3 separate regions of the Mus musculus genome follow, and all the other regions are linked to region 1. The links are chromatin loops, found by intact Hi-C in ENCODE. Cell type or tissue: gastrocnemius. All regions are shown on one strand. Region 1 holds the start of Tmem87a (transmembrane protein 87A). Region 2 holds the start of Capn3 (calpain 3). Region 3 holds the start of Zfp106 (zinc finger protein 106).

Region 1 (8,000 bases):
AAATTAGAAAAAGACAAACTAGAAAAGACATAGAGGAGTACAACACAAATCTTCAAGCTGTGCTAAGCAACTCCATGCTTCCACTCCTCACAGCTATGAGTAACAGCCAGAAAACCAACCTCACAAGACAAGAGTAAACTGGTTCAAATCAACTTAAGTCATTAGGAGACATTTTCACAGATGTGGTATTATCCCAAGTGTTTTTCTGTGGCTGGAAAAAACATCCTGACAAAAAATAACTTGGGAAAGAAAGGGTTTATTTTAGTATAAAGTCATTGGAGTGAAGTCAAGGCAGCAGGAACTCGAGGCAGCTAATCACATCACATCCACACCCAAATCACGGAGGGAGAATTAATGCATGCATTCATGCTGTTCAACTCAGATTTCTCCTACACAATTCAGGACCCAAACCCTGCTTACATTTCGATTGGAACTTCCCCCACTGATTAACATAATCAACACAATCCCACACACACACCCACTGACCAACCAGATCTAGACAACCCCTCATTGAGATTCTTTTCCCAAGTTACTCTGAGTTGTGCTGTTGACAATTAAAACTAAGGATCACGAGTATATTCTTCACAGGAATTTTACCTGCTCCTTTCACTCCCACTGGAGTGGAAGCCCAGTGACAGAAGAGAGTTTTTCTACCACTTCTCTGGTACCTATAAGTACTCAGCACACAAAAGTTATTTTACAACCACTTATTAAACTAAAGAATACAATCACCCAATTTAATTGCATTTTCAAGGTAAAGGCATGCTCAAAACAAAACAAAACACATGAACCAAGATTTAGTAGTTCATGTCTAATAATCCTAGCACTTGAGAAACTGAACCTAAGGCTGGCCTTGGGCTACATAGTAAGAACCTATTTCAAAAACCAGAGAAGCCTGGTAGACCGTGGTGGTGCACCACCTTTAATCCCAGCACTTGCAGGGGCAAAGATAGATGGATCTCGGTGAGTTCCAGGCTAGCCTGGTGTACAGAGTGAATTCCAAGACAGTCACAAAGCTACAGAGAAAAACTCTGTCTCCAAACAAACAAACAAAGTCACATGACAGTGATGATCTAGAATACTATCCCCATCTCAAAAACAGAGCACAGTTTGGCTTCAGATCTTTTGTTTCTCTCACTAGAAAAACTGGCTTTCTTCTATACAGTCCCTATTTCCTGGTAATATCCTTGAACTCAATGTTCCTTGAAGTGTTAAACACTCCCTTGGTAAACATACTGAGTATCTTAGTCAATGGTCTCACAATCTTGGGCCATGTTTTCAGTAAATAGCTAACAAGCACACAAGCACAAAATCTTGTCCTGACTCAGAACAGATCTAAAAATGATGTAAGCACTCTACAAACAAAATTAAATATAATTCAACTTAACTATGATTAAAAATATAATTTATGTACATAAATATACATACACACTGTATAACATACAGCCAATATGAATTCAATAAAGTATACATTAAGTATGTAATACAAATATATAATATAAGCTACATATAATAGTGTATCTATACATAACAGCAAACTGAAAAACAATAAGACAATAAAAATTCATATAAGTACTCAGAATATTGCTCACAGATAGGACTTATAAATTAAATATTTTTATCTAAACAGTGCCAGGTTATTAAAGTTCTGGACTTAAAAATACATTAAGGGGCTAGGGAGATGGCTTTGTTGGTAAGATGCCTGCCTGTCACAGCAAGCATCAGCACCTGAGTTCAGATTCCTAGCATCCATGTAAAAATCCATGCCTGTAATTCCAGTGCCAAAGAAGCGGGCAAGAAGATCCCTGAGGCTGGCTGGTCAGCCAGTCTAGCCAAACCTCAAGCTCCAAGTTCAAGGAGAGAGTCCTTGTCTCAAAAAACAGGGCTGACAGCAACTGAGGAAGACACAAGTAACTGACCTCTGACCTTCACACACATGCATACATGTTCCTACATGCACACAAATGCGCGCGCGCACACAGAAGCAAACTAGGGTAGAGAATAATTTTCTAAGTTTAAAAGATCCGAATAACTCAATGAAGTTTAGAAACTCACATTTCAGTAAGATGGTAGTATTTCTGAAAAGAATCTTTCCAAAATTAAAATAACCTTTCCCCTGAAAAGATAAAGGGAAGATAATTAACATCAGGGCATTTCGATTTTCAAGGCAGAATATGAATACCTACATTTATAAAATATTCAAAATTTTCTTAATCAAAAAGACAGTAACAACATTTTCTTTAGTGAAAGTCAGTCATATCCTAACTATTGGCTCTTGCCGCTCCCTACAGGCCACAGAGCAGGGACTCTTGAGTGGGAGGCTGCTACAAATTTCAACCTAACTTCAAAGTGGCTTGAGCTGGACAGTTCCTTTTTTACTCACGAATCATCCCTCAGAACAACCGACTTTTGAATAAACTTTCAGCAGTTTTACTTTTACATGTAAAAGGACTTAACTATTAATCATTTCAGTAACAAACAGAAAACTACAACTCAAAGCCCAAAACCCTTTACCAACATGAATACAACCTGTAATATTTGCCATATAAATGTACAGTGAACAGGACAAAAAAAAAAAAAAGGCAAAAAGGTCAACGAAATGGCTAATGGTTTTTAAAGCAGTTCTCACCAAAATCTGGTTTTTCTGGTTCAAAGTACTGTACTAAGTCAAACGAGATTCTAAAATGGGTCGACTTATCAGTTAACTATCCAAACAAAAGACTATCCTTACTACACAACATTTTAGAATTGTTTCGTTTTGGCTATTCCCATGTTAAAATGCATTTTTGAATCTCCAAGTCCCCTAATCACAAAAGACGTTTCCAAGTTTAAACCAAATCAAAACCCTTCATCCGTAGGACTATTTTTACAAACACACACACACGAGTTAAAAATAAAGACTTCTATTCACATCTCCCTTTCATCCAGCCCTAGTACTGGATTTTGTAACATTCTAGCTGAAAGAGAAACTACTATCTCTCCCTGTGTATTAAGTTTCTCTCCTGTTCCATGCTTAAAGTTCTGTTACTTTCCCGGTAAGAACACGCTTGGCCCCTGACACTCCTCGCCTACAGCAAATAGCTCAGCTCTCAGCTCAGGGCAGGTGGGATCCCGTCGGCAGCTACACGGACGCTCTGGGTATTCCACTCACTTTGGGAACCCGACTTTCCAGAAATCTTCCTGGACCCCTTGGGCCACCGTAGCCCCACCTCTTACCCCCTTCAGGCTCAGTAGCGACCCCAACACTCACCGACGGCATCGGAATGTGCCACTTCGATCTATCTGCAGCAAACACGGGTGCCGGACCTGCACCAAGAAACGATAATGGGAACGGCTGCGCCCCTAAAAGAAGAAAAATAACAGGAGACACCTGAAGCCACGCAGCCACCGCCATCTTCACAGCCATGAAGCGCCTACCCAAAGTATTGAGCCTTCTTCCGGCTAGGTAGTTCCGCCTTCTTCCGGCTCGTCCCACCCTCTTCCGGCGCTACTTTGTGGGCGGGATTATCCGGGTCCTTGAAACTGTGCTTCTTCCCACAGACGCTCAGAGCGCCCCAGAAACTTTGAGTCTACTGCGCAGGCGTCCTCCTGTTTCCCTGCGATCGTGGCCTGGAGGTGAACTAGCAGAGTTTTGAGGTCTAGTGCTTCCCTCTGTTCTTCCAGCCCTTAAAGGAACTCAGTGCAGCGGCCAAGGCTTTGCTTTTCCTGCTTCTTCCCGCCCCTCATCCTTTCCAAGTCAAGGTCAGGCGCAGGCCAGACGTCTGTAGAAGCGCGCACACTGGATGCATGATTGACATCAAGTACTGAGTTCTCTGGCTGTCGAGCTGTGGCAACAGAGCCTGGAATGTGACGGGGCTGAAGTAGAAACGATTCATTAGCTCCAAAGTCCCTTTTGACCCTGAAAGACTGTGGGGCAGCTGCAGCATAGTTTGACAGGCGACATCAGCGTCCAGCAGTGATCCAGACTGTACTCCCCATTCGAAACTAAAAGTGAGGAGAGATCAGGTCAGCTTTCGGTATTGTAGAGTGACAGCCACTAAGACTGACCCTTATTGGTGGTGCTTCCTGTTTCTCACACTCTTAGATTTTAACCTCTAGGGCAGCGAGCACATCTCCGCCAATAAAAGCAAAGTTCATCAGCCACTCTCAACCTAGAAATATTTACCAAGTACTTTATCCCTGTAAAGACGCTGGTTTACGCTTGAGATAATACCAGATGAAAAAAAATTAAGATTGGCTTCTGCCCGAAGGGGACTCTTGACTGTGATGAAGTACGGGTTATAATTTAGCAAGCCTGCTTGTCACCGTTTTTTTAAAGATCGCCTGAGACTGTGGCCTGAGAGTTAGGAGTCAGGCAGAGTTAACATCCTTGTGCCATGGAAGCAGCTGAGAAAGAGGAAATCAGGTAAAGGGCAATTGCTCCCCCCAAGAACGGACTCCAAAAACAACCTTCTAGCTTTGATGGCTTCACTTAGGTTTTAAAGCACTTCCTTGAATGCTTGCTATTTGCTTCATCGTTCTTTATTGGTTCTGCGGGGATTTGGGTAATGTTAATAGCTAACCTCTCATAAAGTACTTTCAGGAGGATTAGATAAGTTTAACAGTGGAAAGGTTGCCTTCCAAACTCTTAAATGGATTTTTGAGCGGGCTGCCCCTCCCCAAGGCTCATTCAACTGGAAACGGAAGACAGCAAGGTCTCCTCATGTTTGCACACTGGATTAAAATAAACGGTGCCAAACCAGAGTTTAATGAGGGTATTTCTTTCTTTTTTTTCTTATTCTTTTTTTTTCTTTTTTCACTATAAAAGTTTCTTGGCATGACTAGGTGTGTTTTATCTCTCCCGACCTGTTTTTATAGTTTAGCTTCTTTCAAAATCATGAACTCACTAACTGCAGGTGCAGAAAGCCACACCTCTTCACCAAAGCGAGTGCTCCTCACCCTCCAACCCCCTTATAGCTTATAGTTGTTTTAACCAGAGAAAGGCTAGTCAAAATACATATAAATAGTAGTAATGTATATCTTCTTACATTTTATTCCAGATACAGTTCTGGAAACTTGATGTTAAAGAATATTAACCTATAGATTGTTGGAATCCTCTTAGCAGTTTTTCCTTCTTCTGTATTTGTTTCTATTCTGACTCTGGCACCTGCACATATCTTTTTTTAAAAGGATTCGGAGCCTTATCTTGCAGTTGTATGTTAGACTTTAATAGAACATTTAGGTACACTGTGTCTTCAGGTCTAAACTCTCTGGAAGTATATGTCCTGAAAATATTTTGCTCTTTAAATAGGAGAGTAAGTTGCTTGTTTGGCTTGGTTGAGAGTTCAGGTTTTGGTGTTGTGGCTATTATCTTAAAAGTGCCTTCCTCCTTTCCCATAGCCTTCAGACCACGCCTATGAAACTATTTTGTAATTCATGTTGGTAGTTTTACAAAAGGATATTGTTCTGCAGCTCACATTCTGTCACCCCATGAAGTCTTATGTTACAGCAGTGACACAGTTTTGGGTACAGAATAAGTTCCAAACATTTGTACCATCATTAGGGAAGGTACAAAAATTGAGCTCACAATTCTTATGTAAAATATATTTCTTTAAAATGTCTTCTGATTTAGTGTTGAAGATGAAGCAGTGGATAAAACTATTTTCAAAGACTGTGGCAAGATTGCATTCTACAGGTAAGTAAATACTTCACCCAGAAGGAATTCTCTACAGAATTCCCAAATTATTCCCACTAGGCTTTTGAGAACTGAGGGGATAAGGTCATACTCTCTAGGAAATCTAATATTTACTATTCAATTATTTAAATTGTGTTTTATTTTAAAATCCTAAGTACTTTTAAATAATTTTAAATGTGTGTCCTCTCAAAGATAATTAACTTAGTTGATTTGAAACTCACATAGAAAGAAATAGATTAAAATTATTACTCCTACCTCTGCTTTTTCATCCTAGTTCTCTTCTCCCTTTAAATAAGCATATTTATTCATGTCTTATGTATTCTTCCAGTGTTCTTTGTAACTATATATTCTTATATCACCTCTTTGTTTATACCTACAAATAAATTCGCATATACATTGTTCTGTGCCCCCTCACTGTCTGCTTTGTATCTTAGTCTGGAAAGCTTCTGCTTCAGGACTTGGAGATTTTCCTCTCTGCTCACAGTATCCCACTGGATAGACGCATTATAATTTATTGGGTTCCAGTTCCACTTGTTACAGTCTTGGGCTGTTGTTTCTTCTTAATCTTTTGCTATGAGAGTTCCACCATATGAAGAGCTGTGCATGTCATTTCCTATACACACGAGTGATTTGTAATATGGTTTTCTAGGAGTGGAGCTGGAAATGTGGTTCAGCCATAGAGCACTTCCTTATGTGCAAGGCTCTGGGCCTGATCCTTAGCACTGAAGAAAAACAAGAGCAAAACAACAACAGAAGCAGGATTTCTAAGAATTCAGCTATTGGATTGAAGAGTAAATAATCTTGAAATGTGTTGACTATTGATAGATCTCCCTCTGTAGGGGTCTTTTATACTTACTTTAACATTCTATGAGGCTATTTGAGACTAAAAAACAATGTGGAGGTCCTTGATCCACTTGGACTTGAGCCTTGTACAGGGAGATAAGAATGGATCTATTTGCATTCTTCTATACGTTGATGCCAGTTGAACCAGCACCATTTGTTGGAAATGCTGTCTTTTTTCCACTGGATGGTTTTCACTCCTTTGTCAAAGATCAAGTGACCATTTGTGTGAGTTCATTTCTGGGTCTTCAGTTCTATTCCATTGATCTACCTGCCTGTCACTGTACAATACCATGCAGTTTTTATCATTATTGCTCTGTAGTACAGTTTCTTTTCTTTCAGTTTGTTTATATAGTGGATTACATTAATGGATTTCTGTATATTGAACCATCCCTGCACCCCTGGGATGAAGCCTACTTGATCATGGTGAATGATCATTTTGATGTGTCCTTGGATTTAGTTTGTGAGAATTTTGTTGAGTATTTTTGCATTGATATTCATAAGGGAAATTGGTGAAGTTCTCTTTCTTTGTTGGGTCTTTGTGTGGTTTTGGTATCAGTCTAACTGTGGCTTCACAGAACAAATTGGGTAGTGTTCCGTTCTATTTTGTGGAATAGTTTGAAGAGTATTGGTATTAGGTCTTCTTTGAAGGTCTGATAGAATTCTACATTAAACCCAGCTGGTCCTGGGCTTTTTTTTTCATTGGGAGACTTTTAATGACTGCTTTTATTTCTTTAAGGGTTATGGGACTATTTGGATGGTTAATCTGATCCTGATTTAACTTTGTTATGTGGTATCTGTCTAGAAACTTGTCCATTTCATCCAGATTTTCCAGTTTTGTTGAATACAGACTTTTGAGGTAGGATCTGATGATTTTTTTAATTTTCCCCAGTTTCTGTTGTTATCTCTCTCTCTCTCTCTCTCTCTCTCTCTCTCTCTCTCTCTCTCTCTCTCTCTCTCTCTCTCTCTCTCTCTCTCTCTCTTTGAGACAGGGTTTCTCTGTATAGTTCTGGCTGTCCTGGAACTCACTCTGTAGACCAGGCTGGCTTCGAACTCACTCCTTTCCATTTCTGATTTTGTTAATTTGGATACTGCCTCTGTGCCCTCTGGTTAGTCTGGCTAAGGGTATCTATCTTGTTGATTTTCTCAAAGAACCAGCTCCTGGTTTTGTTGATTCTTTTTATAGTTCTTTTTGTTTCTACTTGGTTGGTTTCAGCCTTGGTTTGATTATTTCCGCTGTCTACACCTCTTGGGTGTATTTGCTTCTTTTTGTTCTAGGAATTTCAGGTGTGCTGTTAAACTGCTATGCTCTCTCCAGTTTCTTTATGGAGGCACTCAGAGCTATGAGTTTTCCTCTTAGCACTGCTTTCATTGTGTCCATAAGTTTGGGTATGTTGTGCCTTCATTTCATTAAAGTCTAATTTCTTTATTTCTTCCTTAACCAACTTTTCATTGAGTAGGGCATTGTTCAGCTTCCATGTATATT
Region 2 (8,000 bases), 60 kb after region 1:
AGGGCTGGGACTAGAATAGCACAGGGATTGGCACTTGTCTTAGGCACGACCAATAACCAAAAGGAGTAGTATTCCAATACTCTGTCTTTAAAAATCAAAATGAATGCCAAAAAAAAAAAAAAAACCCTTACAGGCTTAACAAAAGGTTCTAAATAAAGACACCTCAGTATTACTGCCTCTTCCTTTCGCATTGGGCTCCAATATGGCTTGGCATGGGCTCGAATAGCTCTGGAGACTCTGGAGGCTCCTGCTGTCTGCTGCTGCTGTTGTTGGGGTGCTCTCAGCTCCTCAGCATCAGAGCCTCTCACTACACTTACTACCTACTTTCAACTGCCACCGTTCTGCCTTCTCTTTCCTTAGCCTCAATACTGTCCCTTGCCTCCACCCATAGAGATCTTACCATCCTTCCAGACCCAACCCAAGCCCTACTTCTCCATGAAAATTTCTAACCTGACACCCCCAACCTCCGAGTACCCACTGGCAGTGATTTTGTCTTTCTCTGAAAGGCTGCCCCACAAATAATTGTACCCTACTTTGCATCCTCAGGGATGTGCCTTAGTATTTCAAGCAGGACTGTGTATTTCCCTACTAGAGTGTATCCTCCTTAAGATCATGTGACATTCCTCTCACACCTGTCATACCACTGTGGCAGTGTGAATGAAAACGCCTGCCCCCCATAGGCTCATCTGTTTGAACAGAAGGTCCCCAGTTGGTGGCACCGTGAGGGGAGGTTATGAAACTCTTAGGGGGTACATCTTTGCTAGAGGAAGTATGTCGTCCGTGGCAGGCTTTGGGTGATAGCCTCACTCGGTTTTCTATTTGCTTGCTCTGCTTCCTGTGTGCTGTTGAGATGTGATCTCTCTCGGCCTCCCACTTCAGCACGTGCCGCAATGTCTTCCTTGCTGTCATGGACTCTCCCTGTGCAACATGAGCCAAAATAAACTCTTCTACAAGCTGCTTTTGGTCATGGTCTTTGCTTTTCCTCTTTGTTTGCTTCCTGGTCATGGGGTAGATGCTTTTGCTTTGCCACAAGATTCTCCCATGATGCTCTGCCTCTTTGCAGGCGCAGAAGAATGGAGCTAATTTATAAGGGCTAAAGACTCTAAAACTGTGAGCCAAAATGCCCTTTTGTCTATATAAGTTGGTTATCTCATTCATCTTGTTATAGTGATAGATAGCTGATTGACACTGTAAGAATGGTCATTCGACCCAACCTAACCCCAAAGGAATATTAAATTCAGTCTTCTTTCTAACCTCTTGCTGAGTGCTTAGGACACCCTAACAGCATTTTAAATGCATCACATGAGTTTACTTGTTTAATCCTTACACCAACCCAACAACAGAATGACTATCAAACCCACTTTACACGAGAGAAGACTGGCTCAGAGGAAGAAAGGTAACGAGGCTAAAGCTACACAGTCACAGCCAGCAGACGTCAACCTAGACTTTGATCCTCGACAGTCAACCTTCAGAGACTGCGCAACTCTGTTCTTCTTCAGGAGTAGAAGATACCTTGAGCATTTTCTTGGAGGGACAGGAAGATAAACTGGTGATTCCAATAGCTGAGTCATAGGGTTCCTTCAAGTTACACTGCCAGGAATTATGAGCCCATGCTCTCTTTCATTGTGTGTGTATGTGTGTGTGTGAGAGAGAGAGAGAGAGAGAGAGAGAGAGAGAGACATGTATATATATATATGTGTGTACATGTTTGTGTGTGTGAGTATAGGCATCCACATGATCACGTGTGCCATGCCACACAGAGGAGGACAGCCTGGGGTGTTGGTCCTTGCCTTCCACCTTATTTGAGACATGGTGAAACGCGGTCTTTTTGTTGTTTTCTGCTGCATAGGCCAACAACCTGCCCATGCCTCTACAGCTTTTCCTGCCTGTGCCTCCCATCTCACTGTGGATGCTCTGGAATGGCAAACATTCTACTGCACCTAGTTTTAAGTGGGAGCTCAAATCCCTACACTTACACAGCAAGTGCTTTACCACTGAGCCATCTTTCCTGCCCTATGCCCCCATTTCAGCTGTCATCTCCCACCCTTTCCTGTCTTCTAAACTTGGATCTATAGGGATGGTCACTTAGGAACAGGCACAGCTGCAAGCTGGGTCAAGCCTCTACTCTGCCAGATATCAGATATAGCCATTTCATTATGACCCAGAGAGCAACTACCATGGTAAAACAAAAACAAAAACAAAACAAACAAACAAACAAACAAAAACAGAAGCCGGGCCATCAGCTCCCTCCCCCAGGCCACTTTGGTTTCCATTTAAAAGCCCTGAGTCTTCACTAGACACGACATCTAAGGACTTGACACTACCCTGGCTCTATTTCCAGTTCTGTCTGGATGCTGATGTGGTGTAGCTAAATGATCTAGTCAACAATCTACTAGGATACACATTATGTAGTCGACTTGATCTCAGTGTGTCCAGTGGGCATGAAGAGAGGAATTTCCTTGACTGGAAATTCTGCTGAGTGGCATTTTCTACCCAGTTGGACTGAAAGCCGACTCCAGAACATTCTAGAAAAGATACTGGCTCTAAAATACTGTTTTCCATGTATCCAGCGGCTGCTGCTTCAGTAGCCTGCATGACTGCCTAGTCCTTTACACACTTTGCTGATTTCTGGTGTTCAGCTGTCTCAGACACTCTCACTTCTTGACAAGCCGAGTTCTTAATGTCAATGCAGAAATACCTCCAGCTAGGTCCTTCGCGACCACTCAGTCTAGCCACGCACCAGTCTGTGGCTTTCATGATCACAACCTCACTTCATGTCTATTTTTAGTTTTCCTGGCTTAAGCTTCTACAGGCCACTGAAACACAACCCTCACTCTCTTCTTCTCCCTCTGGCAAGTGCGCTGCTGAAGGCCACTAGGTAGAAACTGCGTCTAAATCCTTTATTGACTCTTCCTCAGGAAAACCTATCGCTCTAGGGTCATAGTTCACTATTTGAGCTGGTCAGAAGCCAGTCAGTTTTCTGATAGGATTTAAACTTTGAAGAGACTGTGGCCATTTTTTTCCTCAGATGACAGAATCACTTCAACTTCAGCTTTGTAATCACTTCCTTTCCTTGAAGGTAGCTGAATCTCATTTTCTTTAAAAAGTCTTCCTTCCAAAGTTGCCTGCCATGCCAACTGTTATTAGTCCAACTGTGGCCCCAAGGACGGGGGCTGAGCCCAGGTCCCCAGGGCCAGTTCCTCACCCAGCTCAAGGCAAGACCACCGAGGCTGGAGGTGGACACCCAAGTGGCATCTATTCGGCCATCATTAGCCGCAATTTTCCGATCATCGGTGTGAAAGAGAAGACATTTGAGCAGCTCCGCAGGAAGTGCCTAGAGAAGAAAGTTCTTTATCTAGACCCCGAGTTCCCACCGGATGAGACCTCTCTCTTTTACAGTCAGAAGTTCCCCATCCAGTTCGTCTGGAAGAGACCTCCGGTGAGTAGCTTACTGGTTTTGTAGCTGGCTGGAGTTTGCTTCAGAGACGTCCTCCCACTCAGCACCTCCCCAAGCACAGCTGGGCACATGGACACGGGGAAGGATCCTGGCAGGGGCCAGGGCTCTGGCTGCAAGTGCAAAAAGGAGAGGACAGGGTCAAGTCTAAGAAAGTCTAAGAGGACAGGGTCAGGGCTGCTTCTCTCACACTTTCTCGCTTTCTGCTGTTCATGAAAGTAATTAGATCCTAAATTTATCTTTAAAATGGCCATCCTTTCCCCAGAATCAGTGCCACGGTGGCCAGAGCTATACTCTCTGCCTCACTATATTGAGACGTCTTCCATTTCTCAGGCTAAAATCATGAGATGCTGTTCTTTTTGTTTTGGACATTTGCCAGGGACCGTGGATTTCTGAAACACAGAAGCCAGGGAAAGAGGAGAGAGGCAAAGACTACTTTTTATAACATAACATTGAGACTAGAAGAATTTTTGCCTTTATACCTCACTGCATAAATTAGGATGCCAAAACCCAGCAATAGACTGAGCATATGACAGAACCTGAATGAAACCCTGCTTGCTAGGGACCCACCAGAAGGGAAATTATGTTTCCCTGGCTCCCTTCTCTCATAGTGCCTCCAATGTGACTCTTGTTTTTGAAACAAGAAACATTTTAGTCACAAAACAATCTGGGGCTAGGAGTAACACTTAGTGGTAGAGTTCTACTTAGCATGTCAGAGGCCGCTTGTGCAATCTCTGGCACTGCTAACCAGTCAGTAAATAAACATAAAAAGGGGAAGAGAGAAAAAATAATCACAGAAAAGAGGGAGAAATAGATGTTGCAGGTCCACTAGCTTCACATACTGGGCAAGTTACTAGGAGGAGTGTTGTGAACAAGAGACCACAACTTACACTGTTGCGAAGACTAGAGTCTTGAGGAGAATGTGGACATTTAGGTCCAGTGGTCACCAGGACTCTGTCATCACAGAGTGGATGGGATCAAAGAGAGCAGGCCAGGTCAGGGGTGAGAAACCTTTCACAAAGAAGTGATGCTGGGCTCTTCACAGGATTCATTGGCCATGTTTTTCTCTATTTACTAACTAGAGCTGTCTCCTGTCCCCTTCTGCTGTCCTTTGGTAAGTCCCATCCATGGCTGTCATGAATGTCCTCAGCTTAGAAGAGCAGGCTGCAGTAGGCTGGGTGTAGCTCAGCACACACCTAACATGTGTGAGGTCCCAAGCCAAGGTGGACAACCCAAGCAATGCGCTTAGACACACTGTGCCCCCCCACCCCGCTCAGCCCCCACTACCTGCAGCATAAGTTCAAACTGCCTCACTGAGCACAGCCCTTCTCAAGCAGACCCGTGCCTGACCTCTCACCTTCACTCTCTTCTCTAAATGCTGTAGCGGAACATCTGGCTGCAGTGGAACATCTGGCTGCAGTGCCCTACTAGGGTTTGGTTGATTGGCTCTGCCTTGCATTCTCTACTTCAATGTCACTTCCCTCAACTTCTCTCACCTCTCCTGGTGCTGAGAGCAGGGTCTGTTTGTGGTCATTCGTAGACCCTGTACATATTCTGAACATAATAAGATACAGATGCTGGTAGCAAATGAATACCCACATCTAAGGGTCTACCCAGGACAGCCCTGCCTTCCAAAGTAGGGAACCCCTAGAAGCTTTGTCTAATTGTACTCAAGGGGCAAAGGGACCAAAACCTACAAACACTGTTTTTACTAAAATCACTGGTGGCTTTGAACCTAAAAGCTAGATTTGCAAATCTGCAATGTTCTGTGGCAGTGACTGGTCTATGAGCTCATATGGACCAGTATGCTCCAAGAGACCTGGCTGTTTGATATTCTTCCCCTCTCACCACCACCAACAACAAAGATCCTGAATTTTCAAACCATCTTGGTTAAAATGCCATTTGTCCCTCCATGGTTAAGATCAGTGGGTTGGAGAGATGACTCAGTGATTAAGAGCACTTCCTGCTCTTGAAGAGAACGTGTGTTTGGTTCCCAGCACCTACATGTGGTGGCTCACAGCTGTGAGACTCCAATTCCCAGGGATCCAGTGCCTCTTGTGATCTCTGCAGGCACCAGCACACATTCATGCACTCAGGCACACATACATATGTACATATAAAATTAAAGGTCAGGACATACTTGTATTAACATTCTAAAATGGGTTTAGAGGTGGGCAGAGTTGGAACGGGTCAGGGAAGTGTTATCCAAACCCTTCGCTTTACATGATTATGACCCAGAAAGTGCAAAGAACTTATGTATATTGAAATGGCTCCAGAACTTTCTAAAATATAACCCTTCTTGGAAACATTTGTTCTCCCAAACATTTCCTTGGATATAGTAACCTCTGTCAGGCCTTAGAGTATGAAGAAGCATGTCCTATGAGGAAAAGGAGGAGATGAGGGCTTCGTTTCGCTGGCATATCTACTCCCTGCTGCCTGCTGTTAGTGTTTTAAGCCCACATCCAGCTAAATTTGCTCTGCCCAACTGTCTAACCTTCACTCCTTCACCTCGCTAGTTCCCTAGCTGCTGACACCTGTGCCTGAAGGAAGCCTCCAGTCAGACAGAAGCCCCTCAGTCCTCCATTCAGGAGACCTACTGCTTATTACCATAACTGGACATTTCTTGAATTAGGCTCCAAAGGTGACGTTTAAATGAGTTTCCTAAGCTGCCACTAATCAACAACCATGTGTTACCGAGTTGAGGTGTTCAGCCTAGCATTGCTTGATCTCCAAGTCCATAGCGGGTAATGGCCATCCCCTCACCCCACCAAGCACTTTGGAAGGAAGCCTGGTGGTGTAAGATCAACTGTGGCTTCAGCACTGTGGAGGGAAATATGAGGGAAGTACTGCAGTGGGTGGGAAAAGAGACTCATGAGACTCTTGCCCACCAGCATGAATTCAGCCACCTTGGCTAGATTCTGCTGCTCTCTGTGTGACCTGCAGGCTTCCTGCCATCCTTATGCCCCTTCCAGGATCTTCACTATCTGGGCTGAAGTAACTCATCCCCAGCCCCAAGGCAGTTATTACAGGAATGCAAACAACAGCTAAATACACTCTGGGCATCAGGAGTCTTGTTCCTGAGAGAATTTGTCTGATTGTTTGCATGTCTTTAGCAGATGTACTTCCTCTCTGAATCCTTACCATAGCAGAAATGTTCTGTCAAGAGGAAACACAAATGGGAGAATGAGAGAGAGGGAGAAAGAGAGAGGGAGAGAGAGGGAGAAAGAGAGAGAGAGAGAGAGAGAGAGAGAGAGAGAGAGAGAGAGAGTGTGTGTGTAATCCCATAACTATAGGTTCATGCAGAGTCCAGAAGAAGGCAGCTGAAGATGGACTCACTGGCTGTTGCTGTTGTAAGCTGCCTGATAACTGAACACACATCCTTTGCAAAAGTAGTATGTGCTCTTTAACCTATGAGCCATCTCTCCAGCCTGCATTATAATTACATAAAGAGTACTTGAGCCAGGCTCGTGGGTACCTGCCTACTACTACCGAGGGGGCTTCCTAGCTACTGAGGAAGCTGAGGCAGGAGGGCTGCTGACACTCTCAAGTTTGAGGCCAACCTGGGCAATATGAGGATCTTGTCACTTAAATACAAACAAAAACAAGTTAACAACAACAAAATACAGGGTGCTTTTTTTTTTTTTTTTTTTGGTTTTTGGTTTTTGGTTTTTTGAGACAAGGTTTCTCTGTGTAGTCCTGGCAGTCCTGGAACTCACTTTGTAGACCAGGCTGGCCTCAAACTCAGAAATCTGCCTGCCTCTGCCTCCCAAGTGCTGGGATCAAAGGTGTGCGCCACCACTGCCCAGCCTGAGTGCTTTTCTTAAAGGAGGCAAACATGATTGTTTTCTAAAGGGAAAAAGGAAAGAAAAGGATCAGCTGGTTGATATATAACAAGAGTGAAAGGTAGACTGCACTGGAATTGGACTAGGGAAAGCCTGAGGTGCATGCACACACACACACACACACACACACACACACACTGCTCCTGCCATTCTCTATGGCCTAACAGCCACTGAAGCTGTGAAATACTTGAGACCAGTAACCTTTTGGGAAAGGGCAGACTTGCTCTGCATCCTGTCTTGAAGTGGCAGTGCTGAGCCAGCTTGCCAGTGTTAGAAAGCTCTGGAATGGAGAAAAACAAAGTGAGAGAAAATGCCCAGGCTTCACTGAGCTCTGGAGTGGGGGAGACAGAGGAGGAGACCCTGCCACTGAGAGGCTGTGGGTTGAAGACCTGTGTGAGTCTCCATGGATGCCCCAGGACCTCTCACACTTGGGAAGCATCCTGGCCACTCCACAGTGCCACTCAGTACAGCATGAAAACTGCTATTAAACACTCCATGTAAGTCCAGGAGCAAAATGTTGAAGAACAACTGTCAAAGGTCTGAGGTAGTTGGCTTTCCTCCTGACATGAAGAGTCAGAAGGGCAAAGGAGTTCTCCTTCCACACACACATGCTGTAATTTCCATATTGGAAAGCTTTTCATGTCTAGCGGGAAGTCATCTGGTTACAACCCAGACAACAGTAAAGGTATCCAGTGGTGTCCTCT
Region 3 (8,000 bases), 160 kb after region 1:
CAGACTGAAACGGGAGGCGGTGCAATAATCTCCTCTCCACACTACGCACCAAAATCGTACTAAATATTAAATGGACACATACCGTTCCACTAGTTGCTACTACATTGCTAAGACGCATCCCACAAGTAGAGTCCTCAAAAGCAGGAAAAAGAGGCGACACTGTTAGTCTCGGAAGGCTAGAGATGGCCCTGGCCTGAAACCTACAGCTTTTAAACTAAGGCTGAGATTCCTCCTAGACTAGACCCCATGCCGACAGAGGTCAGGGCCTGCCCCAAAGGTCAAAAACCTGGAGCCACGCGTCCAGTCTGGGTTGCGAACAGAATCGGATTGCCCTTGCTGGAATCTGTGCCCAGAAGCCAGACGCACCGCTCGCCAATAAACCCTAAACCCACACAGGTCAGAAGGGGCATCGTAGCGTGGTCGCATGCAGGCGCAGCTCCACCACCTGTCCAGGGGGCAGACCCTCGGGCTCCGATACGCCCAACCAGGCCGCATCCTCCTTACTCACACTCACAGCCCGACCTTCCTACGCCATCTGGCCGCCGAGGACCCGGCGAGGGAGCTCCCAGACGCCCCCTTAGCCTCCGGTCCGGCGGCGGCCCGGGACCCGCTCCCCGCCGGGCACTGACGCCGCCGCCGCCGCCGCTACTACCACCATCGCGCAAGCGCGCAGGCGCACGCAACTCAGCACGCTCCCTCTCCCCTCCCACTCCATCCGCCCTTTTCAACCATCTAGCTTTATTTGAACATAAGAAGTGAACAACGGACACCAGACAAGTGGCCTTACTCAAAAAGGATGAAGAGCCCAGATAGGTCTTTTGCACAAACCAATTGGCTGCACCTTCTTTTTCTTGGTTTGTTTGTTTGTTTGTTTGTTTTCCCCATTTTCCAAGCTCTTTCTGGACTTCCCCTACTTTCTAAGCCCTCCACCATAAGCTGTGGCAGTGTCTTGACTACATTTCAAAACTATTCCTTCCTTGTGAAACTTTGGAACAGATAGATTCCAAGTTAGGCATGGTAGCTCACCTCTGCTTCTGGAGGTTGAGAGCAGAGTGTAACGGGAGTTCAAGGCTAGGCAAAGCTGTTACATAGTTCCTGGGCTACAATGTGATACTGTTTCAACAAAGGACAGAACTCAATTTAAATCTTAGCCTAGCCAGGCAGTGATGGCGCACACCTTTAACCCCAGCACTTGGGAGGCAGAGGCAGGCAGATTTCTGAGTTCTAGGCCAGCCTGGTCTACAGAATGAGTTCCAGGACAGCCAGGGCTACACAGAGAAACCCTTTGTCGAAAAACCTAAATAAATAAATAAATACGTTAAAGCCTCAAATCAAAATAAACAGCTACCTTCATTTATGTGTAAATCCAGATTCCTTCTAAAGGTTTAGGGAATTCTTCCAATTGTGTATTTGTGACATCACAAGTCCTTAAAGCATTTAAGGTCTGCTAGGCTGCTTTTTCTACTTCCCCTTTAAGGGAGATTACATACAGAAGTGCTTTGCTCTAAGTTCAGAGACATAGTTCAAGAAATGCCAATATAAGTGAGGACCAAAATAACCATAGACCAGGATTTCACAACATTGACAGGTTTTTGTTTTTGTTTTTGCTTTGCTTTGCTTTGTTTTGTTTGTTTGTTTGTTTGTTTGTTTGTTTTTCGAGACAGGGTTTCTCTGTGTAGCCCTGGCTATCCTGGATCTCACTTTGTAGACCAGGCTGGCCTTGAACTCAGAAATCCGCCTTCCTCTGCCTCCCAAGTGCTGGGATTAAAGGCACGCGCCACCATGCCAGGCAACATTTACAGTTTGAAGCAGATAACTGTTACCAGTTGCTGTCTAGTGCATTCTAAGATAATGTTCCCCCAACTCTCTAGACCCTGCCCAGTGTCCCCCTGGAGGGCAAAAAATGTCCCTAATTGAGAACTACAGTATTACATCCATAATTATCCCAATCCTTTTTTTTTCTTTCCATTTTTTATTAGGTATTTAGCTCATTTACATTTCCAATGCTATACCAAAAGTCCCCCATACCCACCCACCCCCATTCCCCTACCCGCCCACTCCCCCTTTTTGGCCCTGGCGTTCCCCTGTTCTGGGGCATATAAAGTTTGTGTGTCCAATGGGCCTCTCTTTCCAGTGATGGCCGACTAGGCCATCTTTTGATACATATGCAATTATCCCAATCCTAACTGTATTCAGCCATATATTTTCTCTCTCCCTGCCCTCAAGAAATGATTTAAGAAAGACTAACAAAACAAACTTCTGAGTTCATTGCTACAGGCCTTAATAGTGCTTATCTCTGTCTATCACATTCTACAACACCCCAACGCTTCTCAATTTCCTTAAAGTTGCAGCCACTTTTCTAATCAGCAAAGGGTCCGTTTCTGACTTCCCAGAAAAGTTAACTTCCTGTTTCTAAACATACAGGCTTACAAATAAATTTTGTCATTATCATTGAGAATACTCCTCCTTCCCCCAACTCTGTGAGGGTTAGTCTCTCTTCCATGAATGTTCCTTTCTGCTTAGTGTCTTGGGTTTTATATATATGTATATCTATGTATTTGTGTGTGTGTGTATGGCAACATGCTTCACCCAGTGCTCATATAGAGAAGTCAGAGGACCTGCAACTATATGGAATCAAAATTAGGGATCAAAATCAACGAGGCCCTTAGGCTTGAGAACTAGTGCTTTATTTGCTGAGCCTTCTTGGCAGCCTCAGCCCTCTCGGCTTTATTGTTTGAGGCAGGGTCTCTGGTTGCTAATGTTAACCTCAACATCACTATATTGTCATAGTCGGTGATGATTTTGTATTTCTAATCTGCCTCTCCACCTCCTGATGCTGAGATTATGGGTTTTAACCACTATCTAAACCTCCTATCAGTATTGATTTTTTTTATTATATTTTATTTGTATGGGTATTTAGCCTGCATGATTGTCTGTGTACCATCCTTGTATATGTGCCTGTGGAAGCCAGAGGAAGGTTTGGATCCCCTGGAACTGGAATTACAGATAGTCGTGAGCTACCTACCAGGTGGGTGTTGGAAACTGAGTTTATGTCCTGTGGAAGAACAGCTACCTTTCCAGCCCATAATTTTATTTATTTACTTTTGAGACAAAGAATTACTTTGTAAACTGGGCTGGCTTCAAACTCACAAAGATCCCCTTTGGTGCCAGGATTGTCGGTGTACACCACCAACTCTCATCTGAGGTTTGACTACTGAAGCTCTAACCCAATCACGATCTTTACTCAACCTCACCCTTGATTTTTTTTTTAATTCAACTGTTTCTCTCATCTGGGTTTTTTTTTTTCCTCCTGTCTTCATCCTAACAAAATAAAAACGAATAAGATACATTATTCTTCCTTTTCCTCTGACAAAAGCCAAAGTTTCCAAAAGCATTTTATAATGTCCCCATGTCTCTCTCTTCTCCAAACTATTGCAATGTCTGTCAACTATCACCAATCCCTTGGTATTAAATTCAAATGATATTTCTCAGACTTCTTCTATCTCTTAAGAAGAGGCTATTTCTATGAAATAGTTTTTATTCCCTATATTGCCAGCTTTTTATTTATTTATATATATTTTTATTTATATATTATTTATTTGTTTTGCTTTACTCTTAGAGATGCTTGGAAGAATTTTTGGGGCAAGTTGTTTAAAATCCTTCAGTAACTCAATGGGTATAAAACGAATCCTAGGTTTATTATTCCAAATTTTACAAGACCTTTAAAGATCTAGCTTGATCCTCAGCCCTGATGGCGGTGGTCTCGGGGCTAAAAGGGCTCTTCCATTCTCCCCCCCAACCCAGTGATAGACTGTACTCTGAAATAGGATCTCACTAAGTTATCAGTTTGGCTTTACATTCCAGAGGTCAAGTGATCCTCCAGCCTCAGTTTCTGATAGCCTGAGGATTACACAATGTGAGCTACCACGTCTTCACATTTTCTTTTGTCTCAGAAAGCGAACTCTTAAACTTCTAACAAGAAACTTCCAGAAGGCGCTGCGTTGTTGTTGTTGTTCCCACTGCCTGGAAAACTCTTTATCTCGTAGACTTCCGAAGTACTCCTACTTATCATATCCTTCGTGACTTTAAGAGTAACTTCCTGTGTCAATCCTTCAGACATTCCTCAAAATAAATGTTTTGTTCATTGTTGGCCAAAGCTGCTTCGGAATTCCTGTGACCGTATTCTGTTAACTGAAAGGTATTTACGCATCTATTTCCCTGGTTTAAACGGGCCAAAACACCCTGTAGACTTTGGCAGTCGCGAGTTTTTCCTAGTCTTTCAAACACTAAAGCGTCCCGTGCAAGGCTGCCTTCAGGGATGATAGTTGGAAGAACTCCTCCCGGGGAGAATCTGTAGGGTTAACGGGTGACTTCCCAGGATCTCCGCCTGCGTGGCAGGAGATTTAACACCCTCTCCGCGGCGATTGGCTCCAGTGGTAGAGGTGTGTCTGCCCCGCGGCGCCCTGCGACTGCGCAGGCGCACAAGTCCTCCGGGCGCATGCGCGCGAGGGAGCGCGCACCCTGTCCGATCTTCTAGAGTCCGAGAACTGTGGAGGCTGGAGAGGAGTGGCCGGAGCCGCCGGGTGAGGCTTCTGGAAAGTAGCTGAGGGAACTAGTCAGCGGGACAGGTAGGATGATATCCCAAGGAGAAAAAGGGTGGTGGTGGTGGTGGTCCAACGTTTTGGGGGTCGGACTTGAGGGGAGAAGAGAGCTCCGGCCAGTCCTTGGTGGATTGGGCCGAGAAGGAGATCGCCAGGCGTTGGCGACCAGCGCGAGCCCTCGCAGGAAGGGAGGCGCTATGGTGGTGCCCTGGACTTGGGTGGTTCGGCTCCTCGTCCCTCACCTTCAGCCTCACGATGTTTCTCGTTAGTATTAACAGACTGTCTGGCTGGTGGCCCTAATGAACACATAGTTCTGAAATGGTTGTTAGAAGAATGACCCCGAGGGTCCTGGCGTTGCAGGCTCCACTGTCTAGGAAATTCCCTGCTTATCTTGAGGCTTCCCCGTGGGAAAGCGCCAAGAATATGGTCAGTCAAAAGATGATTTTTTTTTTCCTCAATTCGGTTTGTGTGTGAGGAAAGTATTTTAAAGTACTGTTACACTTCTTTCCTTCGTCCTTAATCATTAGTCACTGCACTATTTGGAAAAGCAAACTGGCGGTAGAGGAAGCGAAAAACAACCGAGTTGAGGAAAAAGATCTTTCCTTTTTGCTGTTTGTCATTTGGGTAGGTTTGGGCTGGGGGCACGGATGGGATTGCAGAAGAGTTTAGAAACTGGCAGCTTTTGACAAGTGTTCTCAGAAAATAGTATAGTTTCTTACTTGAAGAAAATAAGTATCTTACTTGTGAAAATAGTATAGTTTCTTACTTGAAGATATTTTTTAAGGATCGAAATAACTTCATTTGCCCTGCTGCCTTTTAAGAGGGTTTTGAGATATCCTGGTAAAATGCTAGTAGTTCAGTCATAGCAAGGTAAAATAGATCCTTCTCACGTTCTTCTTTTTCTTGGAAAATACTATGCATAAATTCTGTGAGGCCCTGGGCAGTAGTGGTGCACACCTTTAGTCCCAGTACTTAGGAGACAGAGGCAGATGGATATCTGTGAGTTCGAGGTCAGTTTGGTCCAATGAGGCATTACTTGTTAAAGCATTTTTTTTTTAAAAGACATGATCTCACTATGTAGCTCAGGCTGGCCTGGAATTCAGAGATCTGCTTGCCTCAGTCTCTCAAGTGCTGAAATTAAAGGCATGCACACACACACACACACACACACACACACACACACACACACACACACACACACAAAGCTTAAGTCCTTTGAAGTTCAAATTTGTGAAAGCTGTTTCATGACAAAGTAAGAAAAGTTAGTATTTCTGTTACTGGCAAAGTTGATGCCCAAGGAATTCCCTGAGCACTTGTTATTTGTTCTTTTGGTGAGAGGTTATGCGAAAGAATACATTCAAGTAGATAATAGCAAATTGGAAACACTTTCTTACCATGCTTCTGGGACAGGCCATATTAAAGTAAGTTAAATGATTAAACTTTGCCTGTACCTTAAATAATTATCATTCTTAGCAGGACTTCTTGTTTCATTTTGCTTTTTAGGTGGCTTCTTGTTGGGGGTGGGGTCTCCTTTCTACATTGTAGCAACCATAAAACCAAGTGAGACTGGGCCAGAATTGGGAGTGGGTAGCTGGAGTCCCAGGTGAGTATCTAGTGACACCCTGTCCTCTGTCAACAGGCCCCAATCCTGAGAGTCTTTTGTGAGTAATTCCAGTTGTTCTGATTAAGATGGTAATGCTTATTTATGCTCTGAGGACAGTGCTCCATAATCACATATTTAATACTTCTGAGACGGGGTTATATAAGCCAGCCTCAGCAACCTCATGAAACCTCATCTCAAAACAACAATTAAACAATAGACCTATATTAAATATATGTCTCCCAGTTAGTTCTCTCAACCTGGTGGTTGAGAGATCTGAGCTCTCAGCTATTGCTCAAGCTCCCTCTGCTTGCTTCTGTGCTCCTTGGCCATGATGGTCGGATAAATGGTTTCTTGTGTAAGTTGCCATGTTCATGGTCCTTTGTTCCAGGAATAGTAAAAATGAACTAAGATAGAAGCTGGTGCCGGGCGGTGGTAACGCACGCCTTTAATCCCAGCACTCGGGAGGCAGAGGCTGGCAGATTTCTGAGTTCGAGGCCAGCCTGGTCTACAGGGTGAGTTCCAGGACAGCCAGGACTACACAGAGAAACCCTGTCTCGAAAAAAAAAAAAAAAACAAACAAAAAAAGATAGAAGCTGGTACTGTTTAGACCAGGACAAAATGAATATATATATATATATATATATATATATATATATATACACACACACACACACACACACATACATACATACATACATACATACACATACATATAAACCATATTGAACACTGTTCTAGGCACTGTTTTGTTTTGGCATTTGGTACTTGAAGATTAAACCTAGGTTCCCTCCTGCATGCTACTTACGCTTTCCTCTGAGAGCTGCTCTCCTAGGGATAGGTGCTGTTATATTTTGCATGAATGAACCATGTAATATTTACTGGATTTAAGCATGATTACTCTTATTCAATTAAGAAACTAAAATATAGGGATCCATCCCATAATCAGCCACCAAACCCAGACACTATTGCATACGCTAGCAAGGTTTTGCTGAAAGGACTCTGATATAGCTGTCTCGTGTGAGGCTATGCCAGTGCCTGGCAAATACAGAAGTGGATGCTCACAGTCATCTATAGGATGGAACACAGGGCCCCCAATGGAGGAGCTAGAGAAAGCACCCAAGGAGCTGGAGGGGTCTGCAACCCTATAGGTGGAACAACAATATGAACTAACCAGTATCCCCAGAGCTTGTGTCTCTAGCTGCATATGTAGCAGATGGCGGCCTAGTTGGCCATCAGTGGGAAGAGAGGCCCCTTGGTCTTGTAAACTTTATATACCCTAGTACAGGGCAATGCCAGGGCCAAGAAGTGGGAGTGGGTGGATAGGGGAGCAGGGCGGGGAGAGGGTATAGGGAACTTTCCGGATAGCATTTGAAATGTAAATAAAGAAAATATCTAATTTAAAAAAGAGGCAAAAAAAAAAGAAAAGAAAAGAAAAAGAAACTAACATATAAAAGTTAAGTAAGCAATGGTCCAAATTTGAAAACATGTCAGCTTTTGCCTGTTATCCTAACATTTGGCAGCCAGAGGCAGGAGTATTGCTGGGTATTTGTTGTTGTTTGTTTTATATTTTAATTATCATTTTTGTGTGTAGGGGGGGAGGGTGTGCACACATATGGCTGTCAGGAGAGCTTGCAAGAGTCCTTTCTTTCATTCTATCGTGAGGATACCAGGGTTCAAATTCAGGCTTGGCTTCAGGCACTTTTTCCCTTGAGCCATTTTGAGGTCCCAGACTGATTTGAAACTATCATGGTCTAAATAGTAGAACTAAGACAGCTTCTGTCTTAGTTCATTTTTAC

What was found. Peaks named below come from ENCODE experiments on the same cell type or tissue, not always from the same donor. Only the 100,000 strongest peaks of a DNase experiment are listed, where the experiment ranks them.
Region 2: it touches region 1 in a loop (5-fold over the local background); 2 of 42 quality-filtered maps call a loop at or near these places.
Region 3: it touches region 1 in a loop (3-fold over the local background); 2 of 42 quality-filtered maps call a loop at or near these places.

The regions. Positions count from the first base shown.
Region 1 is chr2:120,400,655-120,408,654 of GRCm38, forward strand. It overlaps Tmem87a (transmembrane protein 87A), which reads right to left and starts at 3,462. Exons shown (of 20, transcript NM_001110496.1): 1 at 3,251-3,462; 2 at 2,056-2,116. The coding sequence starts at 3,406. Ganc (glucosidase, alpha; neutral C) reads left to right here and starts at 3,242. Exons shown (of 24, transcript NM_172672.2): 1 at 3,242-4,405; 2 at 5,612-5,674. The coding sequence starts at 4,377. In gastrocnemius, no CTCF peak of the experiment used is centred here; DNase peaks (open chromatin) are centred at 3,226 and 3,512; H3K4me3 peaks cover 5,341 bases; H3K27ac peaks cover 5,931 bases.
Region 2 is chr2:120,460,743-120,468,742 of GRCm38, forward strand. Ganc (glucosidase, alpha; neutral C) reads left to right here. Exons shown (of 24, transcript NM_172672.2): 24 at 1-124. Capn3 (calpain 3) reads left to right here and starts at 2,851. Exons shown (of 24, transcript NM_007601.3): 1 at 2,851-3,439. The coding sequence starts at 3,131. It overlaps 4931402G19Rik (RIKEN cDNA 4931402G19 gene), which reads right to left. Exons shown (of 5, transcript NR_040608.1): 2 at 3,453-3,567. In gastrocnemius, no CTCF peak of the experiment used is centred here; a DNase peak (open chromatin) is centred at 3,529; H3K4me3 peaks cover 6,152 bases; H3K27ac peaks cover 8,000 bases.
Region 3 is chr2:120,563,179-120,571,178 of GRCm38, forward strand. Zfp106 (zinc finger protein 106) reads right to left here and starts at 681. Exons shown (of 22, transcript NM_011743.3): 1 at 509-681. It overlaps Snap23 (synaptosomal-associated protein 23), which reads left to right and starts at 4,493. Exons shown (of 8, transcript NM_009222.3): 1 at 4,493-4,628. In gastrocnemius, no CTCF peak of the experiment used is centred here; DNase peaks (open chromatin) are centred at 659 and 4,475; H3K4me3 peaks cover 3,565 bases; H3K27ac peaks cover 3,440 bases.